Regions from separate parts of the Homo sapiens genome. Here all the other regions are linked to region 2. A link is a contact called in ENCODE Hi-C or POLR2A ChIA-PET data. All regions are on one chromosome and are shown on one strand. The core of a region is the stretch at or near the end of the contact, and the rest is flanking DNA. Distances in the headings are between cores, read along the strand shown.

The links. A loop is a pair of places that touch in the nucleus more often than their neighbours do. ChIA-PET counts read pairs that join two places held with the same protein, here RNA polymerase II (POLR2A). Pooled maps may share reads with other maps.
Region 1: a map of B cell shows a loop between it and region 2 (9-fold over the local background). The contact joins the promoter of PIM2 here to the promoter of UXT in region 2. A Hi-C loop is called at or near these places in 4 of 168 maps with a recorded cell type or tissue (B cell, CD4-positive, alpha-beta T cell, CD8-positive, alpha-beta T cell and 1 more), 3 of 37 single-sample maps with no recorded cell type and 7 of 50 pooled maps.
Region 3: a pooled map shows a loop between it and region 2 (11-fold over the local background). The contact joins the promoter of CHST7 here to the promoter of UXT in region 2. A Hi-C loop is called at or near these places in 2 of 37 single-sample maps with no recorded cell type and 6 of 50 pooled maps.
Region 4: a loop to region 2 is called in a map of B cell, with 9 times the contacts of the local background. The contact joins the promoter of GPKOW here to the promoter of UXT in region 2. A Hi-C loop is called at or near these places in 1 of 168 maps with a recorded cell type or tissue (B cell) and 6 of 50 pooled maps. POLR2A ChIA-PET finds 5 or more read pairs at or near these places in 2 of 52 experiments (activated CD8-positive, alpha-beta memory T cell and activated naive CD4-positive, alpha-beta T cell).
Region 5: a loop to region 2 is called in a pooled map, with 6 times the contacts of the local background. The contact joins the promoter of SYP here to the promoter of UXT in region 2. A Hi-C loop is called at or near these places in 10 of 50 pooled maps.
Region 6: a pooled map shows a loop between it and region 2 (18-fold over the local background). The contact joins the promoter of GRIPAP1 here to the promoter of UXT in region 2. A Hi-C loop is called at or near these places in 6 of 50 pooled maps.

Annotation. Positions count from the first base shown.
Region 1 is chrX:48,916,628-48,921,004 of GRCh38, reverse strand. PIM2 (Pim-2 proto-oncogene, serine/threonine kinase) reads left to right here and starts at 1,981. Exons shown (of 6, transcript NM_006875.4): 1 at 1,981-2,231; 2 at 2,360-2,469; 3 at 3,174-3,224. The coding sequence starts at 2,171. RefSeq lists an enhancer at 625-684 and silencers at 1,735-1,974, 2,065-2,204.
Region 2 is chrX:47,656,947-47,661,161 of GRCh38, reverse strand. It overlaps UXT (ubiquitously expressed prefoldin like chaperone), which reads left to right and starts at 1,982. Exons shown (of 7, transcript NM_004182.4): 1 at 1,982-2,047; 2 at 2,226-2,332; 3 at 3,299-3,380; 4 at 3,523-3,590; 5 at 3,872-3,979. The coding sequence starts at 2,235. UXT-AS1 (UXT antisense RNA 1) reads right to left here and starts at 2,329. Exons shown (of 2, transcript NR_028119.1): 1 at 1,982-2,329; 2 at 1,051-1,267. RefSeq lists silencers at 1,713-2,052, 2,331-2,410 and enhancers at 1,633-2,134, 1,891-2,150, 2,135-2,638.
Region 3 is chrX:46,570,890-46,575,023 of GRCh38, reverse strand. It overlaps CHST7 (carbohydrate sulfotransferase 7), which reads right to left and starts at 1,259. Exons shown (of 2, transcript NM_019886.4): 1 at 1-1,259. The coding sequence starts at 1,092. RefSeq lists silencers at 12-71, 192-241.
Region 4 is chrX:49,122,422-49,126,636 of GRCh38, reverse strand. It overlaps GPKOW (G-patch domain and KOW motifs), which reads left to right and starts at 2,902. Exons shown (of 11, transcript NM_015698.6): 1 at 2,902-3,090; 2 at 3,861-4,015; 3 at 4,115-4,215. The coding sequence starts at 2,915. RefSeq lists enhancers at 1,925-2,578, 2,579-3,232.
Region 5 is chrX:49,198,943-49,203,070 of GRCh38, reverse strand. SYP (synaptophysin) reads left to right here and starts at 2,878. Exons shown (of 7, transcript NM_003179.3): 1 at 2,878-2,920; 2 at 4,038-4,103. The coding sequence starts at 2,885. SYP-AS1 (SYP antisense RNA 1) reads right to left here. Exons shown (of 2, transcript NR_046649.1): 1 at 3,847-4,128; 2 at 617-899. RefSeq lists silencers at 2,686-2,925, 2,996-3,045.
Region 6 is chrX:49,000,098-49,004,624 of GRCh38, reverse strand. GRIPAP1 (GRIP1 associated protein 1) reads left to right here and starts at 2,361. Exons shown (of 26, transcript NM_020137.5): 1 at 2,361-2,437. The coding sequence starts at 2,396. RefSeq lists a cis regulatory region at 470-970 and an enhancer at 2,243-2,352.

The DNA of each region.
Region 1 (4,377 bases), core at 732-3,231, 1.3 Mb before region 2:
AGTTTCTGCACCATTTGGCCCCTGCCAATCTCTCGCCGCTCTGTCCAGTGTTCTTGGCCTTTGCCTGCAATTTGCCCTCCCCTGTCCTGAGCCACCAACCTTCTTTGTCTTTCAAGACAGAGGGTCACCTGCTGAGAAGCCCATTCACATTCTCACTTCTATCTAAAAATCTCCCCAGTAGCTGTACTACAGATAAACTTCATGGCACGGGTTTGATGCCTGACTTATCTGTACATCTCTGATACCAACATCCCCATCAAGGCCTGGCAGGCTTATAGCAAACCACCCCCAATAACGTTGGGTGAACAAAGGAGAGTACATGTGTGCTTTTTTGGTGTTGTCTGTGTGTGTGTGACTGTGGTGAGTCCAAGTCTTCATGTGCAGCTCACAGAGTGTCCCCAGTTGTGTGTGTGATGAAGGGCTTGTTTCCAGGTGTGTCAGATGGTGACTGAGTGTGGGACTCTTATCTCTGACAGTTTGTGTCTAAATCCAAGATGCGTGCATGCCTGCGTGGGTCTGTCTGTGACAGTGCATCTGTGGTTTCTGTCTGATGGGGTGGATGTCCGTTTGTGTTCCTGCAACAGATTCTGGGTAGCTATTTCTGGACAGTTTGTTCCATTGATAAACTGCATGTGTCATGGTGTATGTATGTCTGTGTCTGAACAGGTCTATCCATGTCTGTTTTTGTGACACTGCCACAAAATGTGATTCTATCACATCAGTACATGTCTGCCTTCAGAGCAGTGCATGTGTGTCCCTGGAGCATCTGTGCATCTTCCTGTGACAGACTCTGCGTCTCTCATTTCTGGGACAGTACAAGTCTTGCTGTGACAGTGCATATCTGATGGTGACAGTGTGTTTGTGACAAGTTCTGCCAGTGTGACGGGACATTTCTGTGTCATCACATGGCAAATGTAGGTCTGCGTGAGTGCCTTTCTGTAACAGTGTATCTCTGGGTGTCATTCTAGGACATAACTATTTTTCTGACAGTGTGCTTGCCTGAAAGTGTATGTCAGTCTCTGGCTGCATGTGTATCTAGGTCGTTTCTGTGAATGTGTCTGACAGTATGTGTTTGTGTATATCTTGGCATTCATGTGTCTTTGGAGTGCATTTTTCTTCCTGGGGTGTGGCGCCTTTTCTGGCTGTTTTTCACAAATTTGTGTCTGAGAGTTGCCACTTCTCTAGCAGCCTCTATCATGTCTCTCAGTCCTTGCCTCTCTCAACTCCAAGAGCAGCCCCATGCCACCACCACTCTGGGCTCACCCCCATCCCCCAAGAACCACCCCCTGCTGTTCTAGATTCTAGACTTGCTGACTGGGCCCAGGGCTCAGGGTTAAAAGCTCCAATAAACACTCACCAGGCAATGCTGCCTTTGACCAATGCACACCCGTGGCGTTGATGGTAGGGGTTCCCCCTCCCTGGCTACCAGATATTTCCAGGGCCCTGGCCTCAGCTTTCCAGTGAAGGCCGCCAGTCGCCTGGAGGACTCCGGTGAAGGAGTCCGACAAGCACCTTTCGAGACGGAGTCTTGGATAGCCACAAGCGCGAATTCTTAGAAGCCCGGCCTGGCGCTATCTCTGTGCTAATATCCAGGCAGCGGCGGCAAACCAACTTCCCAGGAAAGGATACTGCGCAGTTATTTTTTAAGTGTAAATACACACACACACCGCCACCACTACCAACAACAACCCCGCGCAACAACCAAAACAAGCGCGGTGCTGCAAAGGGATTCCCAGAACCGGTTTCCTCTTGGTGTGAGCCCCACCTCAAGCCCCCTCATTTACATGCAGGCCCCGCCTCCTCGGAAGAACCGAGCGTGTATTTGCATAAGGGGGCCCTTGAAACGATGAGGGTGGTATGCAAATAAGAACTGGCTCCGATTGGCTGTGGTACAGCAGGTGCCGCGTCCGGATTGATCAAAGCCAGGTGGGCGGGGCTGTCGCCCAGGGTGACTCTCCCGGGAGGCGCGTGCCCAGGCTCAGTAGCATTGGGGCTGGCGCGCGCGGCGAATCTCAACGCTGCGCCGTCTGCGGGCGCTTCCGGGCCACCAGTTTCTCTGCTTTCCACCCTGGCGCCCCCCAGCCCTGGCTCCCCAGCTGCGCTGCCCCGGGCGTCCACGCCCTGCGGGCTTAGCGGGTTCAGTGGGCTCAATCTGCGCAGCGCCACCTCCATGTTGACCAAGCCTCTACAGGGGCCTCCCGCGCCCCCCGGGACCCCCACGCCGCCGCCAGGTGAGTACATCCTCCCCTACTGCAACCAGACGGGGTGGGCTGGAATGATGGGTTGCAGCGCGGGGGGAGGGAGTCGTGGCTGGGCTCAGCACGCCGCCACCCTGACTTCCTCGCCTCCGCCTGCGTAGGAGGCAAGGATCGGGAAGCGTTCGAGGCCGAGTATCGACTCGGCCCCCTCCTGGGTAAGGGGGGCTTTGGCACCGTCTTCGCAGGACACCGCCTCACAGATCGACTCCAGGTATCCGTCATGAGGGTCTTGGGAGGGTCAGGTGCGTGTGGCGGGGGCGGGGGTCCTGGCCCTGGAATGCTGGTTGACCGAGGAGTGAGCCTGCAGAGTGTGTAGAGGACCAGGTGTGTGTGTGTGTGTGTCCGTGTCCGTGTCCGAGGAGTGAGCCTGCAGTGTGTGTAGAGGGCCAGGTGTGTGTGCGTGCGCGTGTGTGTGTCGGTCTAGGAGGTTATGGGCGGGGGGGGGGGGCAGGGGGCTTCAGATTCCGGAGTTCCTTGACCCCGGGGTCCAGGCTGTGTATGTGTGGGAAAGCAGGGACCTAGATGTGAGATTTGTGGGACTTTTGGAGGTAGGTGTCCAGTGTGGAGTCATGCGGACCAGGACCCTGGTACAGAGTTGGGGTGTCGTAGAGCTAAATAGGAAGATTGTGGGCCTGGGGTATCAGGAAATCTAGAACTCAGGACTTGGAGTGATGAGTCCTGATGCCTGAGAACGGAGAGCCCAGGGCTAAGGAAGGTGGGAGAGATAAACTTGGTTCCGAGGACCTGGAGGGCAGGGGAGACGCCCTGGTACGCGTTCTGTGGGGTGCTGTGGTTGGGGACCAGAAAGACTAGAGTGCTGGTAGATGGAGGAATACTGGAGGTAGGCAGAAGGTCTAGACTGGGAGGGGTCTGGGGATCACCTGCTGGCCTCCTTATCACGGCCTTCTTCTCCAGGTGGCCATCAAAGTGATTCCCCGGAATCGTGTGCTGGGCTGGTCCCCCTTGGTGAGTACCTTCGGAGCCCTTCCTAACCTACCTACTCCATCACTGATGTATTCACCTCCTTGCTTTTCCAGGGGATGTATGACTCCCTGGGCCCTGTAACAGTGAGAATACTGCCAGCCCATTTATACTCCCTTGGGGTGACATACAGTTCTGATTCACCCCAATTCCCCTAGAGCCCTGGATTCTCCCCTCCAACAAACCTTTACCATCCTTCCTCCAAACACTGCTGGGGGACTGCCCGCAGGGCGTGCTGGTGGGGAACAAGGGGCAGAGGTCACTGGTTGCCATGGTGATGGTGGCTGCTTCTCTCTTGCCGTTATAACGCTAACGGACATCAGGGCGGGTCTGGGCAAGTTGTAGAGTTGGGAGCGCCCCCTGGCGGGCTCTAGGGGAAACTGCGCCTGCGCAGTCCATGGGACCCAAAGGGAGAGGGTGCGCCTGCGCAATATCGGTATTTTTGCATCTCGGTGAGAAAACGTCTGCTGCCGTGCAAGTCAGCAGCCTGGCCAGGAGAGGGCTCTACCTCATCCCAGAAGGTTGCTGCTCGAAGTGTACCTGCGCAGGGCTTGGGGAGGCAGTGGGGGGCGGATTTTGTGGCCCCCAGCGTTTATACTTTTTTTTTTTTGGAGACACAGTCTCCCTCTGTTGCCCAGGCTGGAGTGAGGTGACGCGATCTCGGCTCACTGCAACCTCCGTCTCCTGGGTTCAAGTGATTCTCCTGCCTCAGCCTCCCAAGTAGCTGGGACTACAGGAGCGCACAACCATGCCCGGCTAATTTTTGTATTTTTAGTAGAGACAGGGTTTCACCATGTTGGCCAGGCGGGTTTTGAACTGCTGACCTCAGGTGATCCGCCTGCCTCGGCCACTCAAAGTGCTGGGATTACAGGCATGAGCCACCACGCCCGGCTGCATTTATGACTTTTTTTTTTCCTTGAGACGGAGTTTCGCTCTGCTGCCTGGGCTGGAGTGCAGTGGCGTGATCTCAGCTCACTGCAGCCTCCACCTCCTGGGTTCAAGCGATTCTCCTGCCTCAGGCTCCTGAGTAGCTGGAATTACAGGCACCCGCTGCCATGCCCGGCTAAGTTTTACGTTTTTAGTAGAGACCGTGTTTCACCATGTTGGCCAGGCTGGTCTCGAACCCCTGACCTAGTGA
Region 2 (4,215 bases), core at 733-3,232:
AATCCAGGCCGGGCATGGTGGCTCACGCCTGTAATCCCAGCACCCTGGGAGGCCGAGTTAGGCGAACTGATTGAGCTCAGGCATTCGAGACCAGCCTGGGCAACATGGTGAAACCCCATTTCTACAAAAAATTAGCTGGGCATGGTGGCTCATGCCTGTAGTCCCAGCTATGCAGGAGGCTTAGGCGGGAGGATTGCTTGAGCCCGGTGGCAGAGGTTGCAGTGAACCGAGATCACACCACTGCATTCTAGCCTAGGCAAGAGAGCAAGACCCTGCCTCTAAAAAAATTTTAAAAATTCAAAATAAAACAACTGGCGAACTTAAGTGCAGGGTATATGAGTGTTCACTGTCAACTTTTCTGTAGGTTTGAAATGTAAAAATAAAGTTGGAAATACATTTTTAAGTAAAAAATTCTTTTTTGTGAAATATAAGTTAATAGACTTACACAGACTCATCTCCAGCCCATCAGAATTGTGTTCTCTGTTAAATAAATATGTGTCTTCTTTTCTCTCTTTTCACAGGAAAGTGGTATAGATTAACTAGATAATATTTTTCTACCTAGTATCTATTCCAATCACACTCAATGTAATTTAAACTATATGTAACATGAGATTTACAGACCAAAAAAACTAATCTCAATGTTTTCATTTTACAATTATCTCGTTCTAAGGGCAAAGAAAAGCTTAACTTGGCCAGGTGTGCTGGCTCATGCCTATAATCTCGGCATTTTGGGAGGCCGAGGTGGGCAAATCACTTAAGCCTAGGAGTTTGAGACCAGCCTGGGCAACATAGTGAGACTCTGTCTCTACAAAAACTTTTTTAAAAATTAGATGGGCGTGGTGGTGTATGCCAGTAGTCCCAGGTACTCCAGAGGCTGAAGCGGGAGGATCACTTGAGCCTGGGAGGTTGAGGCTGCAATGAGTCATGATCATACCACTGCACTCCAGCCTAGGGGACACAGACCCTGTCTAAAAAAGAAAAAAAAGAAAGAAAGAGAGAGAGAGAGAAAGAAAGAGAGAGAGAGAGAAAAGAAAGGAAGGAAGGAAGGAAGGAAGGGCTTAACTTGCTTGGGTTTTGAGCATTTGAAAAAAAAAACTTGCTTTTACATATGAAACACAAATTATCTGGGAAGACTTCCTTGGTAGGGGTGGGTGCTCTAGGCTCTACAGATGGAAATAGCATTTGGGGATTCATCCCATGGTCTGGATTCTTCTCCAGGCAAAGGCCCATTCTTGCTGGGTTATAAGTTCTTGTTTGAAAATCTAACCTGAAAAATAAATTCACTCAGTCACTCTAGTGCATAAGAATAAATTCACAAAAACCTTACCATTTAAATAAAAACATGGGAACTATGCCTAACTACAAGATGGCCAATCTTCGGCAGAGGACTTCAGCCACCCTCTCCATTTGACTATCAAACGAGGTGATTAGACAGAGAGTGTTGTCAATTTCCACTTGAGCCTCACTTATGGGTTGCGAGTGCAGAGCTGGAGTTATCAAAGATGAATTTTAGAAAACCTGTCTCTGTTTAAAACCTTTTAAATGCTTATACTCAGTCCCATTGCCAGGAGTGAAATCCAAACCTCCCGTGTGAAAAATCAATATCCAGGCCGACAGATCACACGGGATCTTCCTTATAGACCAGAACCATAGTCAATTTTTAGGTCCTTTTAAATATTAAACTCTTCACTTCCTCTACCTCCACCTGTGCGTCGCGCCTACCTTAGAACCCGCCAAATCCCATTAAATCCCACCCCCACCAGCCACACACGGTCTCCATAGGCTCCAGGCGCCGCTTTTGCAGTCCCCCATTGGCCGGTTTATTGCCAGACGGCCCCTGCTCGCACGCCCTAGTCTTCTTTGATCTCCTCGGATTCCGTGAAGCCCTGCCCTTCTCTTCTCCCCTTTGGCCCGTCTTCTTCCACTCAGGCCCGCCCCTCCCCAACTGGCTATTTGGTTGGCCAGCGCGCTTGCCACTTACGTCATTCACCCGCGCCACCCGGAAGCCGCGGTTCCTACCAACCGTTCTTATTGCTGGCGGCCTGAGGTAAAGGCCGCGCTTGGGTGTCCCTGGGTGGTCGGGTCCCCGAGTTGGGAGGGGCGGAAGGCTGAACCTCCAGCTTGAGCCGGACAAGCCGATTCCCAGCGTTGAGAGGGTAGAGATGAACTGTGTGTGAGGCCAAACTGGATCGGTCAACATGGTCTTCCCCCTCCCCACTCCCCAGGAGCCCATCATGGCGACGCCCCCTAAGCGGCGGGCGGTGGAGGCCACGGGGGAGAAAGTGCTGCGCTACGAGACCTTCATCAGTGACGTGCTGCAGCGGGACTTGCGGTGAGTGACAGTGCGGGGGGCGGGGCGTTTGGAACATTCCACGTGGTGGGTGGGGCGTTCAAAGTTAGGGCCAACCCTTTGAATTGGCGGGCGAGGCGTTCAGAGTCCGGCCCCGCGCTCCTTGGAGCGAGAAGTGGGGACGACATCCGGGGTGCAGTTTGGCTGGGACGTGGCGTTCATAGCAGGGGCGTGTCAGCGCATGCGCGGCCTCCGATGTTTAACAGATTAAGGCTTGTTTTCTGGAGCCACAGTTCTCGGGTTCGAATCCTGGCTCGGCCATTCTTCATCCTTGTGAATACGTCCTACCTCGCCTTTCTGTGCCCTATAAACTTTACTCTTCTGTGAAATGGGGAGTTTTCTGGAACCTTCCCCATGCAGTGGTTTTGAGTTTTTGATGTGTCCCATCTTTGTCAAGAATTTAGCATGGATGCCTGAAACATAGTAGAGGTTCAATGAGTATGAAGAAATATTATTGCAATCTTTGTTAATCTAAGCAGGAAATAAGGTGTTCAGAACTAGGCCTATGAGCATCCTAAAAGGGATGGAGGATTTTTCTAGGGTGAGGATGGGACATTATGATTGGAGTTCAGTATTGGGAGTATAATAATAGTAATTATAACTAACATGTATATAGAGAGTTTACCATTTGATAAGCATTATTCTAGATGCTTTGTAGTAAACGCTCATTTAATCCTAATGACTCTACAAGGTAATACTGTCATCTGTATTTTATAAATGGGGAAACTGAGTCCCAAACAGGTTATTTACTTGCCAAAGTCACACATCTATAAAGGATAGAGCCCAGATCCAAACCCAGGCAGTCTGACCCAGAGCCGAAAATTAACTTATGCACTAAAAAGCCTTTTCAGTGTATGGTGACATGAGAGTCTCAGAGGGTCATGATATGAGGTATACTAGGAGGAATGGGGCTGCCTATTGGTCACCATTGTACTTTCGTCCCATCAGAAAGGTGCTGGACCATCGAGACAAGGTATATGAGCAGCTGGCCAAATACCTTCAACTGAGAAATGTCATTGAGCGACTCCAGGTAAAGACTATGGGATTGGGTACCATTTTTTTGGTATGTGTGGGCAAGGGAGGGAAATGGGAAGAGAGACTCCAGACCCAACCCTGTCACCTGACCTAAGAGTTCACCACTGACCCCTACCTCTTTTTCCCTGGCCCCACAGGAAGCTAAGCACTCGGAGTTATATATGCAGGTGGATTTGGGCTGTAACTTCTTCGTTGACACAGTGGTGTGAGTGTCTACCCGCCCCTCTGAGCCCACAGGGTTCAGCTTACCCCTTCCCTCATGCAACTTATATTTTTTTGAGTATCTTCTATGTACCAGGCACTATGCGAGGTTTTATATCCCAGTAGGATATAAGCTAGGTGCTGGGGATGTGACAGTGAATAAAATAGGACAAAATCCCTGCCTTCCCAGAGCCTCAATTTGGGGAAGGGTGGGGAGCAAAACATAAACTATGCTAAACAGTGATAAGGACTTCTCCCCACTTCCTCTAACCTCTCTTTCCTCAGCCCAGATACTTCACGCATCTATGTGGCCCTGGGATATGGTTTTTTCCTGGAGTTGACACTGGCAGAAGCTCTCAAGTTCATTGATCGTAAGAGCTCTCTCCTCACAGAGTAAGTCCATTCCATGAGGATAGTGTGTAAAAACACCACCATTTCCAACACTCTTCTCCCTTTACCCATGGCTGCCTGGAATGATACTTAAGGACTCATCTCCCCTCCTCTTCAGAGCTGGGGCTGAAGAAATGGGGTTGCAAAGCCCATGTGTAGCACATAATAAGCACTCAAAAAATGATCTTTGTATTGTTCATTCACGCAAACATTTATTGGGCATCTTCTGTATGCCAGGC
Region 3 (4,134 bases), core at 10-2,509, 1.1 Mb after region 2:
GGCGGGCGCGCCGCGCGCGAAAAGCAGATCGCGCAGCCAGGCTTCGCAGATCACCTCGAGCGCACCGGTCAGGAAGAAATCGGCGCGCGGCGCGGCGGGCAGCGCGCGAGACTGGCCCCCGGGGCGAGCACCCACGCCGTGCGCCAGCAGCACACGGTGGAAGCGGTCGCCCCTCTGGCGGGTGCGCAGCACCTGGATGCTCTCGCGCAGCAGTCCCTGCCTAGACTTGAGGCGCGAGTTGTGCACCGCCCTCGGGTCGCGGAAAAGCTGCACCACCTTCAGGTTGAGGCCTGGATCACGCAACAGGGGCACCAGCACGCCCAGATCGAGCAGGCGCACGTCCTTGATGACCACCACCGGGTACTTTCGGCACTCGGCCTCCAGGGCGCGTATCGCCACGGGTGGGCAGCTGCGCTCGCAGGCGGTGTCCTCGACGAGGCCCACCTCGGCCCGGGCACGGGGTGCGCCAGGACACAGTGGCGGCGAGCAGATGACCTTGTTAGTCCGCCAGCGGAAGAGGGCGGCCGTGGTAAGATTGGCCGTGTCCGGGGCGCGCGCAGCGGGGTCCCCCGGCGGCGCGTACAGCCGCAGCACGGAGAAGTCGCAGCGGAAGAGCGAACGCAGCATGTCGCGCAGCGCGCCCTGCAAGCTCTCGGCGTCGCCCGGATACAGCGCCTGCCATAGATGCCACATGGGCTCATACAAGTAGAAAACGTCCGGGTGCTGGTTAAAGAGTTCGCCCAGGAAGGACGAGCCGGTGCGCCAGGTGGCATGCACGTAGATGTGCTGCTTCTCGCGAGACACTGCCTCCCCGACAGCGCCGCTGAGGTTGCTTGGGAACCGAGGAGACTGGTTCGCGCCCCCTTCCTCGGCGGCCCGCGCCTCCGCTCCCTGCTCGCGTTCGCCGGCCGCCGCCGCCTCCAGGCTCCACACTCCCAGGCTGCGCTGCAGGCCGGGGCAGTGCTCGGCGCCCTTGTCCCCGTCGCGGCCGCCGTCCAATACGGAGGGGACGAGCAACAGCACCAGCGTGTACAGCACCAACAGCAGCGCGAACTTGCAGTACTCTCGGCGTCGCCGCCGCCGGCCCTTCATCGTTCACCGACCCTCCAGAGCGGGTCGGGCGCCAGTCTTCTCCCGTTCCTCAGAAATCCCGTGCCAGGTCCGCTCCTGTGGCCTCTCCCGGCCCCTCTGCGCCGGGAGGAGCAGAGCCGCGGGGCCGCGCATCCACAAGGGGAAACTTGGAAGGCGGTGGTGCTACTGACGGCGCCCCTGCCCTCTCGGCTTAGCAGCCGGAGAGCCGCCTATTGGCCGGCTTGGCAGCCGCCCGCCCCGCCTTTCTGCCCGCCTGGGTTCGCCCACGGCTCTGCCAGATCTGGGCGGGGCTGTAGCGGGGCTGGGACGCCGGCTTACCCAGCCAGACCCCCACCTTTCCCCAAACCCTCCGTAATGAAGTCTTCATCAATGACTTCAGGCAAAGGAGGGGCCTGTGTGTACAGAATGTACCCAGTAAAGGGCCATAGACCCCACCCGGAGAAGGTCACTGCCTCTTCTGTTTTATGTCCCCTGCCTAGCCATCGCTATCCTAGGCAGATAAACACTCGCCACTATACATCCAGCGCCCCCATCAGCCCTGGAGTGGGTGTTACTGAGTTCCGGACTGAAAGATAGAAGATTGTACGTGGCAGAGCGGTCCAGGGGGGTTGGAGATACTACTGCATCCACGCAGCACATTTCATAAAGTCTAGCCTTTGTGAAATTCTAAGTGTTGTGTTCCTTAGGGTTTCACCAGCTGATGGGCTCTGCACATTTTACCAATACTCTGGGGCCCAGTTTGGTCATTTGTAAAATGTGAATAATTCTTAGTACCCATGTACCTCCTGGGATTGCGAGATTTGGGGGTTGTTACCACAGTATAACCCAGCCTATTCTGACACCTATGAGCAAAAGACATTTACAGAATCAAAGTGGTAGAATGGTGACCTTTCTCAGGAGCTCGGTGTTTAAAAGGACCCGTAAGAAGAAATGTGTACCCAAAGATAGATGAAAAAGAGACAGGAAGTCCAACAGGCAGATGAAGACTAGAGTTACTAAAATTCAAAACAGAACCAAAAAAGATACATTTTGCTCTGTTTCATCAGGCTAATGAATAAGGAAGTGAGAGCTTCCTTTCACCAGCTTGGGGAAGGTGTTGTAAAGTTAATAAAACATAGAAAGCATATCTACTTATCTCCACCAGGGGAAGGTGTTCAAATTGGAAGAGTGAGAACATATGCAATGCTCTCCACTGGTCTTTTTCATCACGGAAGCTACTCCACCTGTGAAACCACTGACTCAAGCATTTCGTTTTCTTTCCACAATTCCCCTCTTCTTCCAGCCAGTTGTTCAAATCTTCCCTATTCTCCAACCTCCACTTTTTGACCACCACCCCCACTTTCTTCTCAATTTTTCATATTCAGCTGAAAGATGCCATACCATTATTTTAATAACACTCCCTCCAATAAGCTAAACTCACGTGCCCTCTGCCTTTTCATTACTCATCTAGCAAAATCCCCCAAACCCTGCTTTTGGCTTTCTCTGTGCCTGCAAACACCACTGCGAAACATTTCTCCACAGGTGTGAGCCAGGCACAGTGGCTCACGCCTGTAATCTCAGCACTTTGGGAGCCCACAGAACAGATCAGCATCAAGATAACCTCATAATCATCAACCTGAAATGGTTGCTGAAATCTTAGGTTCTTCATGTCACTTCCCAGTCTCCAGTTCCATTATGATGATTTCAAACCTTCTCTAGTCTCCTCAGACTTCTGATACCCCTCTTCCCCCACCCACCTCTTCTCAGCACATGACCTTACTGCCTACTTCATAAAGAAACCATGTTAGACGATCTCTCACTTTTCCACTACCAAACTCATATATGCATTGACCTCTGTACACATCTCGTTTATAGCAAGGATATGATTTTGCAATATTAATCTACAACTTTCCCTTCTGTTTTCACTTTTCCCTCCTCTCTGGCTTTTTTAAAAAGCTTTGAGACAGGGTCTGGCTCTGTCACCCAGGCTGGAGTGCGGTGGCACTATCACCACTCACTGCAGCCTCAACCTCTCAAGCCCAAGCGATCTTCCTACCTCAGCCTCCCAAGCAGCTGAGACCACAGGCATGTGGACCACACCCAGCTAATTTTGTTTGTTTGTTTGTTTTTTGTAGAGACCGGGGTCTGTATGTTGCCCAGGCTGGTCTTGAACTCGTGGGCTCAAGTGATCCTCCCACTTCGGCCTTGTGCTGGGATTACAGGCCTGAGCTACTGTGCCTGGCCTCCTCTCATCTTTTAAGCAAGTAGGTGGCTCTGTGCTGGTGTGAGGGGAGAGGTGTGGCTGGGCAGAATGCAAATAGTTGCTGGTGTTTCCCGCTTCCCCCCACCCCCCGCCCTCCGCTCCAAAAGCCTCAACTCTGATAGTGGAAAGTGTGATAGGTTTTTTAAATAACCACAAAGTATTCCCCTCCTCTGTTTTGCCTTTGGGCAATGCCTTCCCATACTGACTCTGGGATGACCATGTGGCTTGCATTGGCCTGTGGGACAGTAGCAAACATGACACAGCAAAGGTTTGAAAAATACTCCTGCTGTGGGAATTGCCCTCATCCTGCTCTTTGGAACCCTGAGATCGGCTCGTGAAGAAGCCTGGGTTAGCAACATGGCTCAGAAAATAAGCCCTCCCAGCTGAGGCCCCCCACCCCCCAGACAAACAAGCCTGCTGACCGCCAGACAGGTGAGAAAGGAGATAGATCCTCGACCAGTGCTTCTCAAACTTTAATGCTTGAAGGCTCCTGTCAAAATGCAGAAAGTGGGCCTGGCCCAGTGGCTCACACCTGTAATCCCAACGCTTTGGGAGGCCGACGCGGGTGGGTATCCTGAGCCTAGGAGTTCAAGACCAGCCTGGGCAACATGGTGAAACCCCGTCTCTACCAAAAACACAAAAAAAGTTAACCAAGCATGGTGGCGTGCACCTGTAGTCCCAACTACTTGGAAGGCTGAGGCGGGAGGATCACTTGAGCCCAGGAGGTGGAGATTGTAGTGAGCCGAGGTCATGCCACTGCACTCCAACCTGGGTGACAGAGTGAGACCTCATCTCAAAAA
Region 4 (4,215 bases), core at 1,653-4,152, 1.5 Mb before region 2:
TATCCACCAACTCCTGGCCTCAAGTAATCCTCCTGCCTCAGCCTCCCATAGTGCTGAAAGTACAGGTGTGAGCCACCACACCCAGCAACTCTGTATAAGCCACTCTGTATAAACTCTTTTTTTTTTTCATTTTAAATTTTTTTTCATTTTCTAAGGCAGAGTTTCACTCTGTCGCCCAAGCTGGAGTGCAATGACGTGATCTCGGCTCACTGCAACCTCCACCTCCCGGGTTCAAGCGATTCTCATGCCTCAGCCTCCTGAGTAGCTGGAACCACAGGCGCCTGCCACCATGCCCGGCCAATTTTTGTATGTTTAGTAGAGACAGAGTTTTGCCATGTTTGCCAGGTTGGTCTTGAACTCCTGGCCTCAAGTGATCCACCTGCCTCGGCTTCTCAGAGTGCTGGGATTACAGGCATGAACCACCGCACCCTGCCTGTATGAACTCTTGAGGTCCTACACAAGAGAGATCTGTCTCAATAATCTTTTTTTTTTTTAATTTTCTGACTGCTTCATTTTTCCTTCATATCAGTAATCTTTGAAGCCTTAGGACCTGGTTCTCACAATATGTTTAATGTTGCTATATGTATATGTGTGTGTGTTGCCCAGGCTGTAGTGCTGTGGCCTGATCACCGCTCAGTGCATCCTCAACCTCCTGGGCTGAAGTGATCCTCCCCCCTCAGCCCTCTGAGTAGCTGGGTCCACAGATGTGCGCCACCACACCCCATTAATTTTTAAATTTTTTTGTAGAGTCAGGGTGTCACTAGGTTGCCCAGGGTGGTCTCAAAGTCCTGAGCTCAAACAATCCTCCTGCCTAGGCCTCCCAAAGTGCTGGGATTATAGGCGTGAGCCACTAAGCTCGGCACATGTTGCTATATTTTTAAAATATGTATTTAAATGTCTGTATTCCCTACTAGACTACAAGTTTCTTTTTTTTCTTTTTCTTTTCTTTTTCTTTTTTTTTTTTTTTGAGACAGAGTCTCGCTCTGTTGCCCAGGCTGGAGTGCAGTGGGGCAATCTTGGCTCACTGCAACTTCCACCTACTAGGTTCAAGCGATTCTCCTGCCTCCACCTCCCGAGTAGCTGGGATTACAAGCATGTGCCACCACACCCGGCTAATTTTTGTATTTTTAGTGGAGATTGGGTTTTGCCATGTTGGCCAGGCTGGTCTCAAACTCTTGACCTCAGGTGGTCCGCCCGCCTAGGTCTCCCAAAGTGCTGGGATTACAGGCATGAGCCACTGTGCCCAGCCTATTTTATTGATATTTGAATCTAGTGCCTTGTTGAGTATTAAAATCTGACATCAGTAGGCACTATTCTTTTTCTTTTTTTTTTTTTTTTTTTTTTGTTTTTCTTTTGTTTTTCTTTTGTTTTTGAGACTGAGTGTCACTCTATAGCCCAGGCCGGAGTGTTGAGATCTCGGCTCACTGTAACCTCCGCCTCCCGGGTTCAAGCGATTCTCCTGCCTCAACCTCCCGAGTAGCTGGGATTACAGGCATGCGCCACCACACCCCGCTAATTTTTGTATTTTCAGTAGAGACGGGGTTTCACCATGTTGGCCAGGCTGGTCTCGAACTACTGGCCTCAAGTGATCCGCCCGCCTCGGCCTCCTAAAGTGCTGGGATTACGGGTATGAGCCTGGCCAATAGGCACTATTTCTTTCTTTCTTTCTTTTTTCTTTTTTAAGACGGAGTCTCGCTCTGTCGCCCAGGCTGGAGTGCAGTGGCAGGATCTCGGCTCACTGCAAACTCTGTCTCCCGGATTCAAGCAATCCTCCTGTCTCAGCCTCCCAAGTAGCTGGGGATACAGGCGCCACCACCACGCCCGGCTAATTTTTGTATTTTTAGTAGAGACAGGGTTTCACCATATGAGTCAGGCTGGTCTCAAAGTCCTGACCTCAGGTGATCCACCAGCCTCGGCCTCCCAAAATGCTGGGATTACAGGCATGAGCCACCACACCCCTCTAATTTTTGTATTTTCAGTAGAGACGGGGTTTTTTATGTCTATTATTTATTTTATGTCTATTATTTATTATTGTACACAACTGACGCTCCATCCCCCCCACCCCCGACCTTTTTCTTTTTTAGAGATGGGGTCTCGCTCTGTCACCCAGGCTGGAATGCAGTGGTGCGATAAGAGCTAAGTGCAGCCTCGAATTCCCAGGCCTCAGGCCATCCTCCTGCCTCAGCCTGCGGAGTAAATGGAACTACAGGTGCGCGCCACCACACCCAGCTGATTATTTCTAAATGATTTACTTCATCAACACTTCCCACATAAGTAGGGCACACATTAGGCGCTCCATAAATACTTGTCAAACGCCTACACGAAGGAAGATTAATGTCTGGCAAGAATGAATCCACCTTCCACCATGCCTACCCCGCTAAAAACTACATTTCCAGCCAGGCGTGGTGGCTCACACCTGTAATCCCAGCACTGTGGGAGGCCGAGGCAGGAGAATCACGAGGTCAGGAAATCGAGACCATCCTGGCTAACACGGTGAAACCCCGTCTCTACTAAAAATACAAAAATTAGCCAGGCGTGGTGGCGCATGCCTTTAGTCTCAGCTACTCGGGAGGCTGAGGCAGGAGAATCGCTTGAACCTGGGAGGCGGAGGTTGCAGTGAGCCGAGATCACGCCACTGCACTCCAGCCTGTGAAACAGAGCGAGACTCCATCTTAAAAAACAAAACAAAACAAACAAAAAAAAAACTACATTTCCCTGGGCGCTTGGCGCGACGCGCTCCCACCACGTTTGAAAGAGCGACAATTACTTCCCACGGCCCCTTACCGCCCCCTCCCGCCGGTGCCACAGTGGTTGATGGGAAGGTAGTTTTTACGCACTTTGGCCGGCCCCTAGCGATCTGAACCCAAACTAAATTTCCCAGCAAGCAGCGCGCCGGCCTGGGAAAAGGAGCAAGATGGCTGACTCCAAAGAGGGTGTTTTGCCGCTGACGGCTGCTTCCACTGCCCCAATTTCATTCGGCTTCACTCGCACGTCCGCACGGAGGCGGCTGGCCGACTCGGGAGACGGCGCGGGGCCATCTCCGGAGGAGAAGGATTTCTTGAAAACCGTGGAAGGGAGGGAGCTGCAGAGGTGACGCGCCGGGTCTTTCACCCCTTGGAAATCTCTGCGGTGGGCGTAAGCGGGAGGGAGGAATCTCAGTTGTTTGTCTTGGTGACAGTGACCTGTTAAGCCTGAAGCACAGCCTGAGTAAATTCGTGGAGGCCAGAAGGCGGGAGTTTATAGGAGGGGGTGAGGAAATTGGGCCTGATAGCTGTGGGAATTGCGAAGAGAGGATGTATTACTGAGAAGAAGTGTCTTTAGGACTTGAAGACACTAAGGTCTGTGCGTTCTGGGAGAAGGAAAGAATGAGAAAATGACAGGACCTGCTAGTGTCTCAACTGAAGGGCTGAGGCGTCCCCGATATGGGGAACGGGATGGAGCGGCAGATTCAGGTTGATGGAGGCCACCATCAGCTTAATGAGGAGAGGAGTGTCTGAGGGGTCTGAGGGAGGGATTTCCAGAAGAGAATCAGGCATCTAGGAAGCTGTTTGGGAACCTGGAGCTGGGGAAGGTCTGGGCTGAAGATAGTGATTTGTGGGCCATTGTAGAAGCCGGTATTGAGTTAAACAGAGAGTGCAGGACTTATTTCTCGAAGGCACTGACATTTATGAGTTGGGGGCACTGGGGAGATAATCCAGAGAATGCACGATCAGAGAGGAACAGGAGATCCAGACATGGAGTAGGGAAGACATGGTCTGTGGGGCTGGGGTGAGTTTGGCTCTTGTGTTTTCTCTGAATGAAGGAGTGTGACCCACTGACCCTGCCATTCTCCCAACCCCACCCCTCTGTGTCCACATCAGTGTGAAGCCCCAGGAGGCCCCCAAGGAACTCGTCATCCCTTTGATCCAGAATGGCCATCGCAGGCAGCCACCAGCCCGGCCCCCTGGGCCATCCACAGATACTGGGGCCTTGGCGGATGGGGTGGTGTCCCAGGCTGTGAAGGAGCTCATTGCGGGTGAGTGATACCCCTTTACCCTTCCCCATTGAAGGAAGAAGAGGAAGAAGGTGGAAGGATAGAGTGGGACTTCATTGCTCCCTCCTATTCTTCCTTTAGAATCCAAGAAGTCTCTGGAAGAGAGAGAGAATGCGGGTGTCGACCCCACGCTCGCTATCCCCATGATCCAGAAAGGATGCACCCCCAGCGGGGAAGGGGCA
Region 5 (4,128 bases), core at 1,629-4,128, 1.5 Mb before region 2:
TTCATTCAGATGGTTCAAAATTCAAAAGGTAGGCCAGATGCAGTGGCTCACACCTGTAATCCCAGCACTTTGGGAGGCCAAGTGGACAGTGGATCACTTAAGGTCAGGAGTTCACAACCAGCCTGGCCAACATGGCAAAACCCCATCTCTACTAAAAAAAAAAAAAAAAAAAAAAAAAATAGCCGGACGTGGTGGTTTGTGCTTGTAATCCCAGCTACTCAGGAGGCAGAGGTAGGAGAATCGTTTGAACCCAGGAGGCGGAGGTTGCAGTGAACTGAGATTGCACCACTGCACTCCAGCCTGGGCAACAGAGTGAGACTCTGTCTCAAAAACAAAACAAAACAAAACTACTGAGATGCTGTTTTTCATCTTTCAGGGTGGTGAGTATCAAAAAGTTTGATAATGTTCCATACTGGCAGGTTGGCCAGAAACAAGCGTTCTCATAAATCGCTTGTGGAAGTTTCATTGGTATAACCTGTGTAGAAGGCAACTGGGCAAAATCTAGAAAAATAAATTCATTTACTGTTTTGTTCAGCTTCATACTTCTAGGAATTTCTTACAGGTAGACTCATATATGTGCTAAAAGGTGTATGTATAAGATGATACACTACCAGGCTGTTTATTTTTTTATTTTATTTGAGATGGAGTCTCAAAAGGTACAAAGGGGTATAAAGTGAAAAGTTTCCCTACCCTCTGGAAGCAAATAGTATTATCAGGTATCTTTCACAGACATACAAGATGGTGTGCTGAAAAAAAAAAGATGGTGTACTGATAAGTTAGCACAGTGGCTAAGAGTAACAGGTGCTGGAGCCAGACTTCCTGGGTTCATATCCTGGTTCTACCAATTTACCAGCTGTGTGAACTTAGGAAAATTCCTCTCCGCCTCTTAGTTTATTCAGCTGTAAAACAAAGATAGTTGTCGTACCTGTCACATAGGGTTACAGTAAGAATTTAAGTGAGTAATACAGGCAAAGTTCTCTAAAGAGTACTTGACAGAAAACAGCCACAATTTAAATGTTAGCTATTCTCTGTCTGATATAACCCTTCTCTTCTCTTTGTACACAATTACCACACAGTTTGACATCTTGCATTTTTTACTTAACTAAATATCTTGGCAATCATTCCATAGTTCCATGTTATTATAATGACAGCGGCATAGTATCAGAGTTTATTTAAACAGGCTACCAACAATGAGCACTTTGGGAGTGTCCATTCTTTATCCTATTATAAACAGCCCTGGCCTGGCCCAGTGGCTCACACCTGTAATCCCAGCACTTTGGGAGGCCGAGGCAGGCAGATCACATGAGGTCAGGAGTTCATGACCACCCTAGCCAATATGGCGAAACCCCATCTCTACTAAAACTACAAAAAAAAAAAAAAAAATTAGATGGGCGTGGTGGTGAATGCCTGTAATCTCAGCTACTCAGGGAGGGTGAGGCAGGGAGAATTGCTTGAACCCGGGAGGCGGAGGTTGCAGTAAGCGGAGATCATGCCACTGCACTCCAGCCTGGGCAACAGAGTGAGACTCCGTCTCAAAAAAAAATAAAAAATAAACAGCCCAGTCATGTATTATCTTATACATATATCTTTTAGCACATGTATGAGTCTATCTGTAAGATGAATTCCTAGAAGTATGAAGGTGAACCAAACAGTAAATGAATTTGTTATTTTTTTTTTTTAGATTTTGCCCGATTGCCTTCTACACGTTATACCAATGAAACTTCCACAGGCGATTTATGAGAACGCTTGTTTCTGGCCAACCTACCAATACGGAACGTTATCAAACTTTTTGATACTCACCACCCTGAAAGATGAAAAACAGTATCTCAGTATTTTTGTTTGCTTGTTTGTTTTTGAGATGGAGTCTCGCTCTGTTGCCCAGGCTGGAGTGCAGTGGTGCAATCTCGCCTCAGTGCAACCTCCGCCTCCTGGGTTCAAGCAATTCTCCTGCCTCAGCCTCCCAAGTGGCTGGGATTACAGGCGCCTGCCACCACAGCCAGCTAATTTTTGTATTTTTAATAGAGATGGGGTTTCACTATGTTGGCCAGGCTAGTCTCAAACTCCTGACTTCAAGTGATCCACTGTCCACTTCGGCCTCCCAAAGTGCTGGGATTACAGGCATGAGCCACTGCGCCTGGCCGAAGTTGAGCATCTTAAGCCCCAACTGTATTTTGGATTTTGCATCATAGCCATCACTGTTGACCTTGATGGGCCTAGTTTTAGTCGCAGGAAGGAGGGTTATTCCAATTAAGAGAGAGCTAAGGAATAAATAGGTAAAGTGGTAGAGTTCGAGTAGGCATTAATTTGACAAAGAGGAAGAAAGAAATAAGGGAGATGGCTAGATGGGGGCAGGAGTTTCAGGGTGTGCTTAAAATGCAGACTATGAAAAAGGAACCTGGAAGGCCTTGAACCGTGTTTAAACTGCAGGGACTCTGGGCACTGCCAGCTAGTAGCTGGCTGACCTTGTGAGAGTCACTTAAGCTCTCTGGGGAATTATTTTCCTCGTCTGTAAAAACGGCCTAATAGTCCCTACAACGTAGGACTTCTGTAAGCATTAAATGAGTGAACATGTTTAACAAACTCAGAAAAGAGCCTGGCAAAGTTGTCACACTGTAGGACCGAGCAGGGAGGTCTCCTCTCCCCGGCCCTCGACTTGTGTTTTCCCAACGCATATTCCCGCACGCTCTCACGGCTCCAGCCTCCGGGCCGGAATGGCTGCCGGTGAGACTGTGGTACAACCCGCTGTGCGCAGGCGCGTGGCGGGCAAGGAGGGGGCGCGAGGGGCGGGGCTGCAGCCGCCTGGGCTGTTCCAACGAGCGCGCGCCGCCCCCGCCGCGCCCCGCGCCGCCCTTGCTAGCCGAGCCTCCCGCCCCCTGCATTGCTGATGCTGCTGCTGGCGGACATGGACGTGGTGAATCAGGTACGCGCTCCAGCACCGTGGACAGAGCCCGCCGCCGCCCGGCTGCCTAGGCCGGGTCGCTCAGGCCAGCCGACTCTGGGAGGTGGTGGCCAGGGTCTGGCAGCGGAGACCCGGTCCCCGGCGCTGGGGATGGGGGTCTGCGGCAGGTGAAGGGGAGGAAGGGGGAGGTGGAGAAAAGGAGTGCGCTCTTTGCCGCAGCGAGGGCCGTCCTCACTGCCGCAGCGGGGGCCCCCGGAGCCCCGTTTATTACTGGCGACCGCGAGGGGAGGAATAGGGGCCTGGGGGCTGGAGTGAGGGCAAGGGACAAGGGGAGGGGAGAGTGGAAGGAAGATGGGGGGTGCTGCGGATAAGCTAGGAAATAGAGCGACAGAAGGTGTGGGGGCGGGGATGGGGGAGAGGGCTGGCACCCGCCCCTCCCAAACAGAGACTGTACCCCCATAGGCGACCACCCCTTCCCCCAGAGCACACCTAGGGGACAATCCGGTTTTACTCCTTCCAAAACCCCCAGCCTCCTCACCCCCAACACATAGCGACTGAAGCCGTGTCCCAGCCCTCCCCCACCTTAATCAGTCCAGACCCTCTCCGCCATGTCTCTCGTCTTTGCCACCTCAGAAACTCACCCCCAATCAGTCCCAACCCTTCCCCATCCCCATCACCTCAAATATCTACCGCCACCGCCGTCTAACACACCTTTACCCCTGCAGACCCTTCCCCCACCTGAGCCAAACCGACTCCTGCCCCGTTATGACTCACCTTCACCATCACAACCCCCCCACCCGAATGCACCCCACTCCATCCCCATTCTCTACCCGAACCCCTTCCCCATCCGACTCGCCTTTACGTTTCAAACCTGCTCCCCCTCCTTAACTAGTCCTGACCTCATCCCCATCTCCCTCACCCCCGACTTCCTCTGCCATCTGACTCACCATCTCTTCAGACCTTCCCACCAGTCCTTGGACCCTGGGGCTCACACCATCCCCAAGGTGTCACTTTCTCCTTCTCACCCTCTCCCCGAGGTCACATGCTCCATCCCCTGGGGTCATTGATGGGCAGCCTTGCCGCTCACCTCCCTGTACCTCCAACAACCCCACCCCTTCCCCACTGTTTCTCTCCTCAGCTGGTGGCTGGGGGTCAGTTCCGGGTGGTCAAGGAGCCCCTCGGCTTTGTGAAGGTGCTGCAATGGGTGAGTGTGGTCCGGGCTGTTGGGG
Region 6 (4,527 bases), core at 1,112-3,611, 1.3 Mb before region 2:
TTGGGAGGCTGAGGCAGGAGAATTGCTTGAACCTGGGAGGCGGAGGTTGCAGTGAGCTGAGATCGCGCCAATGCACTCCAGCCTGGGCAACAAGAGTGAAACTCCGTCTCAAAAAAACAAATAAATAAAAATTAAAAATAAAATAAACATAGGACAAGGTGGTGAATCTCACTCATAATAAGAGAAACACAAATTAAAACTACACTAAGAGAATGGATAAACAAATTGTGGTATAGTCATACTATGGATTTTGTTTTGTTTTGTTTTGTTTTTGAGACAGAGTTTTCCCCTCTATCGCTAAGGCTGGAGTGCAGTGGCACGATCTCGGCTCACTGCACCCTCCACCTCTTGGGTTCAAGCGATTCTCATGCCTCAGCCTCCTGAGTAGCTGTGATTACAGGCGTGTACCATCACTCCTAGCTTATTTTTGTATTTTTAGTACAGATGTGGTTTCACCATGCTGGCTGGGCTGGTCTTGCACTCCTGACCTCAGGTGATACACCTGCCTCGGCCTCCCAAAGTGCTGGGATTACAGGCGTGAGCCACTGAGCCCGCCCGGCCCATACTATGGAATTTTACTAGTCAATAAAAAGAAAAAAAGATACTTATACACGAAACAACTTGGATGAATCTCAAAAGGATTATGATGAGTGAAAGAAGCCAGACAGAAAAGGATACATCCTGTCTCATTCTATTTGCATGAAACTCTGCAAGAGAAATGTAATCCAGTAACAGGAAGCCAATCATTGGTTACCTGGGATAGGGGGTGGGGTTTGGGATAGGATACAAAGAAATCAATGTTCCCTATCTTGCTTGTGATGGTGGTTACAAGGTTGTATACATTAGACAAAGCTCACTAAATTGTACCCTTAAAATGGGTGCATTTATGTATATAGACAGATCAATAGCGTTATCTTTCAATAAAGTCAATTAAATCAAGAAAGAAATCAAAGAGTCCTGGCTGGCAATACTTTTCTTTTTCTTTCTTTTCTTGGAGACAGAGTCTCGCTCTATCCCCCAGGCTGGAGTGTAGTGGTGCGATCTCGGCTCACCGCAACCTCTGCCTGGCGGGTTCAAGCGATTCTCGTGCCTCAGCCTTCCGAGTAGCTGGGATTACAGGCGCCCACCACCACACCCGGCCAATTTTTGTGTTTTTAGTAGAGATGGGGTTTCACCATGTTGGCCAGGTTAGTCTCGAACTCCTGACCGCAAGTGAACAGCCCTCCTTGGCCTCCCAAAGTGCTGGGATTACAGGCGTGAGCCACCGCGCCCGGCCCTGCTGGAAATATTTTTCCACAGCAGGGAAATCATTAAATTCTACGAAAATAAGAAGGCTGGGCGCGGTGGCTCACGCCTTAATCCCAGCACTCTGGGAGGCCGAGGCGGGCGGACTACCTGAGGTCGGGAGTTCGAGACCGGCCTGACCAATATGGAGAAACCCCGTCTCTACTAAAAAAAAAAAAAAAAATTACCCGGACGAGGTGGCGGGCGCCTGTAATCCCAGCTACTCGGGAGGCTGAGGCAGGAGAATCGCTTGAACTCGCCAAGCGGAGGTTGCTGTGATCGGATATCGTGCCACTGCACTCCAGCCTGGGCAACAAAAGTGAAACTCCGTCTCAAAAAAGAAAAACAACAACAACAACAACAACAAAAACAGAAAGAAAAAAGAAAATAAGAAAAAAACTACACTGAGATACCATTTCTTACTCTCAGATCGGTGAGGGTTATAGTGAATTCTAATACTTGAATGAGCCTGGTGTTTCACCACCCTGGTTTGTTTTTTGTTTTTGTTTTGTTTTAATGTAGCTTTTTCGTTTGATTCACTGTCACTCTTTCCACTCTGCTATTTTTATTGGTGGCTAAGTCCTTTACCTAACGTGACATGCAGTATCATGATAACAAAATAAGTGTCAAACCTTAAAAAAAAAAAAAAAAAAAAAGGCCAAAGGCTTTACAAGAGGTGGGATTCCCCTTTGGGGTCTCCCGGAGGAGGGGCGGGAACAAGACCAGAGCGAAGCTTCCGCTTTCATTTCTATGGTTATTAAGTTACCCATTCTCATTAAAGGAATACCGCGGAAGGGTGATTTTCTGTCGGCAAAGACTTCCCTAGCGACGAGTCCACCCATGAAACGGGGATGTAATAATGTCGTATCACAATGGGTGGCCTAGAAGAGTCCAAAAGCCAATCAGATGACTTACATTCGGGTAGAACGTTGTATTACAGTTCACCTGACTCGTCGGTTTCGTTCTCTTCTCTGCGTCTCCAAAATGCTGCCCTTCGGAATTAGGTTCTACCCCCTCCATTCCTGGCCAGTGGTTTGGTCCGACCTTAATACTGCCAGGAGGCGCGAGCTGCGTCTGCGCAGAAAGCTGGCGGGGGGGTGGGGGGAGGAACATGGCGCAAGCTCTGTCTGAGGAGGAGTTTCAGCGGATGCAGGTGCCGCTCGCGGTGGGAAAGACCACCCGGCTAGGCGACCGGGGGCGGGGTAGCGAGAGGTCGTGCTATCAGCTCTGAGAAGGGGTTGGTTGGGATGGACCCTGAGTTTATGGGGTGGGTCTGGAGAAGGGAAACTGAGGCTCGGAGTGGTGAGACTATTGGATTCCGAGATACTCTGCGGCTTTGAAGGTTGGACTCTGTTAGCATTGTGGGCTGGGAGAGCGCCATTAAGTAGGCGGTACCTTACTCAGACCTGGAGGGGACGAGACTTTTGGGCCCGTGCAGGGGACACCGTCGGCGGGTGATGATAATGGGCTTTGAGGGAAGGAGATCCTGAGAAGGCGAAACCATTTTGTCTGGAGAGGAAGGAAGCGGGTGTTGGGTCGTTTGCGTCATGGTGGTGGGAGCCCTTGAGAGGGCAGAACCATTAGCGGGTGGGAGGTGGTAAGTTTTGGGGGAGATACCACTGTGCCCGGGGATTGGGGAAAGACCCCAGATGTTGTCATTGTTCCTGGGAGGTGGAGATCCTGTGCCATTGGTGGTTGGTAGTGCATCCTAAGAGGGGGCGGCACCATTGGATGATTAAGGGTGATCCCATTAGGCCTGGGGTGAAGAAGGCCATGAATGGGTAATACCATTAATCCCATTAACTGGGGGGAGGACCAGAGGGGTAAAAGATTGATACCTTGGACTACAAGGAGGGAAGATCACTGGGCTTTGGGGAGGTACCCCCACTTGATTCTTTTGGGGGGACTCTGAGATGCAATGAAAGGCCATAGCATTGCACTATGAATGGGCCCTTGTTGAGAGGGTTCCTCACTGGGGGGGGGGTCTGAACAGGGTCCTGCATGGGGAGGGGAGGAACTCTGAGGGAGGACAGGTAATCCAATTGGTCCTTGAATGAGGGAAACCAGCTGTCCCTGTGTGAGGGACACTGAGAATGGAAGGGCGAGTTGATTAACCCATGAATGGGGAAGACCACTGTCATCTGAAAGGGATTCTAAGTGAGTAAGAGTCATCCAACTGGCCTACCCAAGGCCTTGTAGAGGCCTACCCTGAAGGGTGTAGGGCCATTCCCAATGGATCATGACTGGGGAGATCTTGAGGGGAGTGGGAATACCCTTGAATGAGGAACATTGATCCCACTGGGCCATGAATGAGGGAGAACTACTGGGCTTTGTTGGGGGGCAAGTCTCGGGGGGTACAAAGGATATTCCACTTGGACCAGTACTTGGAGAGACAGATCACTGGGTCCTGGAGAGGACAGGAGTAGGAAAGATTCTGTGAAGGCCAAGCCCTCTGACCTTGAGCAGACTACCAGAGAACAGTGAGTGGAGGCTGGTGGCGTGGGAGGGAGGGAAAAGTCCTGGTAGGGGAAGGAACAGTAAGTTCCTTAATGGGAAGGAACCGGCCTTGCTGGGTAGAACCAGCCTCAGGGTCCTATAGGGCTGGTAGGGAGGAGGATGCTTAATTCTTTTTCTTTTTCTTTTTTTTTGAGACAGAGTCTTTCTCTGTCACCCAGGCTATAGTGTGCAGTGGCACGATCTCAGCTCACTGCAACCTCCACCTCCCGGGTTCAAGTGATTCTCCTATCTCAGCTTCCCTAGTAGCTGGGATTACAGGTGCGTACCACCACGCCCAGCTAATTTTTGTATTTTTAGTAGAGATGAGGTTTCACCATGTTGGCCAGGCTGGTCTTGAACTCCTGACCTCAAGTGATCTGCCCACTTTGGCCTCCGAAAGTGTTTGGATTACAGGTGTCAGCCACTGCGCCTGGCACTTTCCCTTAATTCTTTTTTTTTTTTTTTTTTTTTTTTTTTTTTGAGACAGAGTCTCACTCTGTCACCCAGGCTGGAGTGCAGTGGCACAATCTCGGCTCACTGCAACCTCCACCTCCCAGGTTCAAGCGATTCTCCTGCCTCAGCCTCCCGAGTAGCTGGGACTACAGGTGTGCGCCACCACACCCGGCTAATTTTTTATATTTTTAGTGGAGACGGGGTTTCACCATATTGGGCAGGCTGATTTTGAATTCCTTACCTCGTGACCCACCCGCCTTGGCCTCCCAAAGTGCTGGGATGACAGGTGTGAGC